Linked DNA regions of Homo sapiens: region 2 is linked to region 1. Evidence: read pairs that join two places in POLR2A ChIA-PET (ENCODE). Cell type or tissue: HepG2. All regions are shown on one strand. Each heading gives the region's core, and the rest is flanking DNA. Links, peaks and the distances in the headings are about the cores only.

Evidence for each region. ChIA-PET counts read pairs that join two places held together with the same protein. Peaks named below come from ENCODE experiments on the same cell type or tissue, not always from the same donor. Only the 100,000 strongest peaks of a DNase experiment are listed, where the experiment ranks them.
Region 2: POLR2A ChIA-PET joins it to region 1 with 6 read pairs; 2 of 35 experiments call an interaction of 5 or more read pairs at or near these places.

The regions. Positions count from the first base shown.
Region 1 is chr5:134,298,339-134,301,256 of GRCh38, reverse strand. It overlaps CDKL3 (cyclin dependent kinase like 3), which reads left to right. Exons shown (of 13, transcript NM_001113575.2): 13 at 2,547-2,833. The coding sequence ends at 2,606. Among named protein-coding and RNA genes, the nearest start is that of CDKL3, 67 kb to the left of the region's middle. In HepG2, for the core only: no CTCF peak of the experiment used is centred there; a DNase peak (open chromatin) is centred at 1,426.
Region 2 is chr5:134,625,282-134,628,199 of GRCh38, reverse strand. All of the region lies in intron 1 of SAR1B (secretion associated Ras related GTPase 1B), which reads left to right. Among named protein-coding and RNA genes, the nearest start is that of SAR1B, 6.1 kb to the left of the region's middle. RefSeq lists a cis regulatory region at 1,671-1,684 and an enhancer at 1,606-1,750. In HepG2, for the core only: no CTCF peak of the experiment used is centred there; a DNase peak (open chromatin) is centred at 1,679.

The DNA of each region.
Region 1 (2,918 bases), core at 307-2,806:
GGAGGCTGAAGAGGGTGGATCACCTGAAGTCAGGAGTTCAAGACCAGCCTGGCCAATGTGGTGAAACCCCTTCTCTACTAAAAATACAAAAATTAGCTGGGTGTGGTGGCTCATGCCTGTAATCCCAGCTACTCGGGAGGCTGAGGCAGGAGAATTGCTTGAACCTGGGAGGCGGAGGTTGCGCAGTGAGCTGAGATCAAACCATTGCACTCCAGCCTAGACAACAAGAGTGAAACTCCGTTTAAAAAAAAAAAAATCCATTAATAGTCATCTTTCGGTTCATTATAAAAAGTAATAAGGTGGCTTTAAACTTTTAAATTTGGGTGACATACTCATGTCACAGCACGTTGCACAGCATACCATTTGCACATTTTTTCAATCATTGGGTGAGTTAGGGCTCCTGAGGTAGGCAGACTATTAATGTGCCTCATGTGTTTATCCCATTGTCCTGTGAGAGTCCCCAGGAACTAAAATTACTTTCTAGTCCAGGAAAAAAGGAACTCTGCAGGAAAAAAGACCCTTCTGTGATTTTTAGGATAAATAATAAATTAAGGAGGGAAAACATCTTCTTGTTCATATGATATAGAACTCCAGAAAAAATGAAGTCATCAGTGTTGATTATAGTTTATTTGTACTGCTTATTCAAATGCAGCTCTGACAAGTGACTGAAATTGCATAAAAGGCTAGTACAACTGGTTTTAATAAATGTCAGAATTAAGAACATTTCTTAAATTTTGAGCCTGTAGTTTATTTTAGAGCATGAAAGAATATGACATATTTTTAAAAACATAAGATAGGGAATTGCTAGTTATTTTTTCTATTCTTGGCTCTGTATTGACTTGGTTTTCGAATTATACAATCAGATCCAAGCACTTCTCAGGTTTACTTTATTTTTTATTATTTATTTATTTATTTATTGAGACAGAGTCTCACTCTGCCACTTAGGCTGGAGTACAGTGGTGTGATCTTAGCTCACTGCAACCTCCACCTCCTGGGTTCAAGCAATTTTCCTGTCTCAGCCTCCTGAGTAGCTGGGATTACAGGTGCCTGCCACCATGCCTGGCTAATTTTTGTATTTTGAGTAGAGACGGGGTTTCACCATGTTGTCCAGGCTGGTCTCGAACTCCTGACCTCAGGTAATCTGCCTGCCTTGGCCTCCCAAAGTGCTGGGATTACAGGTGTGAGCCACCACGCCCTGCCAGGTTTACTTTTTAAACTCTTTCAGCTATCTCAAATGTGCGTGCATGCATTGAATAGGTTCTATAACCAGAGAGAGACTAAATTACTGGGAATGAGTGAGTTAGGCAAGAGAGAAAAGAGTCCATACAAAGGCCACCTTTTGTTTTGTTGGATGATAATGATAAGGAATACATTGCTAAATAGTTTCCCTGTACCTTATGAAACAACCCATAGGGGCAAAGTACAAGTATTTATCTCTGGCTGTATTTCCTTAGCCAAAGACTCACCATGTCCTCAATTAAAGACCTGTTTCTATTTACTTTTTAGAATACAGGAAATGCACAAACTGAAAGGAAGAAGAACTTGCCAGATGTAGAGTAGAAAATGCAGCAGCTGAAAATTCAGGGAATCCCAGAATCACTGTATGGTTTTTTAAAAATCCTTTTTATTAATGTTACATACACAAAAATGCTAACTAGATAATTTTACAGGTATATCGTAAATCCTGTTAGTTATATGTACATTCACCTAAATTTGTTTTTAAATTTATTAATCTTTAAATTATTCATGTTTTCTTAATTTGAACATGAATTTATAAAAACTACCTGACTGGTACATCCTAATAAAATTGCAGCTTACATTTAGTCATATAATTTTATTTGATCACCTATTATTTCAATCATACTTGATGAGTGGTCATTCTTAGCATTGGTTTAGGGCTTTATAATTACAGAAGGAAAAGTTTCTAAATATGTGATAAAGTAAGATCCTGATGTCTGGGAACACCAAACATTTCTGAGCAAACAAATATACTTGATAACCATGTAACATGGGTTTGGCTTTACACTGAACTTTCTGGAGCAGCATTTAAACATATCATGAAGATTGTTTAAAAGGATGGAAATTGGTCGGGCATGGTGGCTCACGCCTGTAATCCCAGCACTTTGGGTGGCCGAGGCAGGTGGATCATGAGGCCAGGAGTTCGAGACCAGTCTGGCCAGCATGGTGAAACCCCATCTCTACTAAAAATGCAAAAAATTAGCCGGACATTGTGGCGTGCACCTGTAATCCCAGCTACTCAGAGGTGGAGGCAGGAGAATTGCTTGAACCCGGGAGGCGGAGGTTGTAGTGAGCCGAGATCACGCCACTGCACTCCAGCCTGAGCACAGAGCGAGACTCCATCCCGCTGCCCCCCGCAAAAAAAAAGATGGAAGTTGAGCAAGGCATTGAAGCAAATCTTTTGGCTTGACTAGCATGTTTATAATTTAGTAATTTACATGTAATTTAGCATTAATAAAGTCAGAGTTTTGGTAGCATATATTTACATTCCAGTCCCTGATTCTTACTAGCTTGGTTTCTAATTTTAGGGTGGAGATGGCCATTGCGAGGGGAAGAATTTGAAGAGAAACAGGTTTTTTTTCTGGTAGTGTCTTTTCTTTTACATAGTCCAAAAAATACAAGATGACAACTCTTCCCGTTTTATTTATCTACAATAGAAGTGTGATGTGAGTTGTTGTTAAGACAGCCATCCATGTGCATGAGCATCATCCAGCTTTTTTTGTTAGCAAAACATTTACTGTTTTCTTTTCCCTTTTAAGACTCTGTTGATGTGATAATTTGATTTGGAATTATAAAGTCATCTCTTCTCTGCCTACTTCTTTTTTTTGCCATGATTACTGAGTGGATAACACAAGCCGTGACATGATACAAACTGTACTTATACTTAATGATCTCTGCCT
Region 2 (2,918 bases), core at 265-2,764, 330 kb before region 1:
TCCACGTTGCCAAGGCTGGTCACAAACTAAATATGTATTTTTTTTCTTTTTTTTTTGAGACGGAGTCTTGCTCTGTCACCCCGGCTGGAGTGCAGTGCAGTGGCACGATCTCGGCTCACTGCAACCTCTGCCTCCCAGGTTTGAGCGATTCTCCTGCCTCAGCCTCCTGAGTAGCTGGGATTATAGGCATGCACCACCATGCCCGGCTAATTTTGTATTTTTAGTAGAGATGGGGTTTCTCCATGTTGGTCAGGCTGGTCTCGAACTCCCGAACTCAGGTGATCTGCCCGCCTCGGCCTCCCAAAGTGCTGGGATTACAGGCGTGAGCCACTGCTCCCGGCCCTTAATGTGTGGTTTTATTTATTTATTTATTTATTTATTTATTTATTTATTTATTTTTTGGGATGGAGTCTCGCTCTGTCGCCCAGGCTGGAGTGCAGTGGCGCAATCTCGGCTCACTGCAAGCTCTGCCTCCTGGTTTCACGCCATTCTCCTGCCTCAGCCTCCCGAGCAGCTGGGACTACAGGCGTCCACTACCACGCCCGGCTAATTTTTCTGTATTTTTGGTAGAGACGGGGTTTCACCGTGTTAGTCAGGATGGTCTCGATCTCCTGACCTCGTGATCCGCCCGCCTCGGCCTCCCAAAGTGCTGGGATTACAGGCGTGAGCCACCACGCCCGGCCGGTTTTAAAAAGTAAATGAGCCAGGCATAGTGGCCTATGCCTGTAGCCCCCAGGTACTCAGGAGGTTGAGGTGGGAGGATTGCTTGAGTCCCCGAGATTGAGGTTGCAGTGAGCAGAGACGGCGCTCCCTGGGTGAGAGGGAGACTCTGTCAAAAAAATAAAAAGTGGCGGGGCGCGGTGGCTCACGCCTGTAATCCCAACACTTTGGGAGGCCAAGGAGGGCGGATTACGAGGTCAGGAGATCGAGACCATCCTGGCTAACATGGTGAAACCCCGTCGCTACTAAAAATATAAAAAATTAGCCAGGCGTGGTGGCAGGCTCCTGTAGTCCCAGCTACTCGGGAGGCTGAGGCAGGAGAATGGCGTGAACCTGGGAGGTGGAGCTTACAGTGAGAGGAGATCGCGCCAGTGCACTCCATCCTGGGCGACAGGCGAGACTCTGTCTCAAAAAAAAAAGTAAATGGTTTTGTGTAATTACTCATGTAAATCAGTTTTAAATATTAAATGCCATATAAGCTTTTTAAAATTTGCTTTTAAAATTTTTCTATAATAGCTTTTTTGAGATATAGTTGATATACCATAAAATCGACCTTTTAAAATTGTACATTAAGTGTTTTTAGTATAGTCACATTGTTGTGTAAACATCACCACTATCTAATTCCAGAACATGTGATCATCCCAAGAAGAAACCCAGTACCCATTAGCAATCATTCCCCATTTTTCCTTCCTTCAGTCTGACAACCACTAATATACTTACTCTATGGATTTATCTATCCAGGATATTTCATTTAAATGAGCCATCCATGTAGTTTAATGGAACAAGGCTTTAAGAAGTTACTTGTAATCTGAGATTCTGTTCCATTACATCCTTTGCACTGGTTTTCATGTTACTTGAGTAGATCACTTTTCTAATCTGCAGAGAGACTTTTCCTGTTTGGTATTGGTGCAATAAATAAATCTGCTGACGTGTGTATGTTTCCTTGTTCTTGACCTTTGCTCTTCACATGTCTTAATAGTGTGTTCATGGTGTTGTGTAACCTGTTTTCTGGGCTCAGGTATCTGTTTGCAGCTAAGTAACTTTTATTCTTAGTTGGGCATTTTTACTTCTACTTAAAATAACAATAAAAAAACAGTTAATTCTGTTTCTAATTACTCCTAGTTTGTTTTAAGGTTCCTAGAAACCACATTTTTTTTTTTTTTTTTTTTTTTTTTTTTTTTGAGGCAGAGTCTTGCTCTGTGGCCCAGGCTGTGGTGCAGTGGCTCGATCTCGGCTCAGTGCAACCTCTGCCTCCTGGGTTCAAGTGATTCCCCTGCCTCAGCCTCCTGGGTAGCTGGGATTACAGGTGTGCACCACCACACCCAGCTAATTTTTGTATTTTTAGTAGAGATGGGGTTTTGCCACGTTGGCCAGGCTGATCTTGAACTCCTGACCTCAGGTGATCCACCCGCCTCAGCCTCCCAAAGTCCTGGGATTACAGGTGTGAGCCATTGTGCCTGGCTGAAACCACAATTTTAAAGAAATATATATATTATTATCTTCCAAAGCAGAGTTTGTGTCTTCTTAGATTATCTCTCTTGGGACAAATTTTACAACAGCAAATTGGTACCATCCTTATGCAAAAAATCCTTTTTCTGTCAAGGCTTTTCACCATTCTTTAGCTCTCACCTACCAACAATCATCTTCAGTGAGGACTTTGCCACTTGATTCACAGTCTGTATCAGTGCCCTCCAGTCTTCCAGGTGATTACACTGCCTGTCAATGTGGACAGTGTACCCTCTAGCCTGGCTTCCAGTATCTGTCACCTCCATTTTTCTTTATCGTCCATGCCAGAGCCAGGCCTTGGAGTTTGCCACCACCCAACCCTGAACTTCTCTTGAATTCTTGAACCCCCTATATTCTCTTCCACTTTGCTGGCACAATTCTGGCACTCCTTTCACCTCTCTCACCCTTTTCTGTTTTTGGCTTAGAGACTTTTTCTACCCTATTTTCCCAATTCTGTTCTGTTGAGAAGCCTGCCTTTGATCACCGCTCCATCTCTGTATACTACCTTTCTTTACCTTTGTCCACTCAACTTGAACTTCTGATCAGATCCCTACAGCCCTCTCACTAGTACTCTCAAAATCCTGTTCCCCTTGTCCTTTTTCATTTCTATTCTGGATGTTCCTAATCTCTAGTCACTCCATGTTGAGCACTGCTGGTGGAGGGTGGAAGGTTGGAAATCAGCACAGATTGGC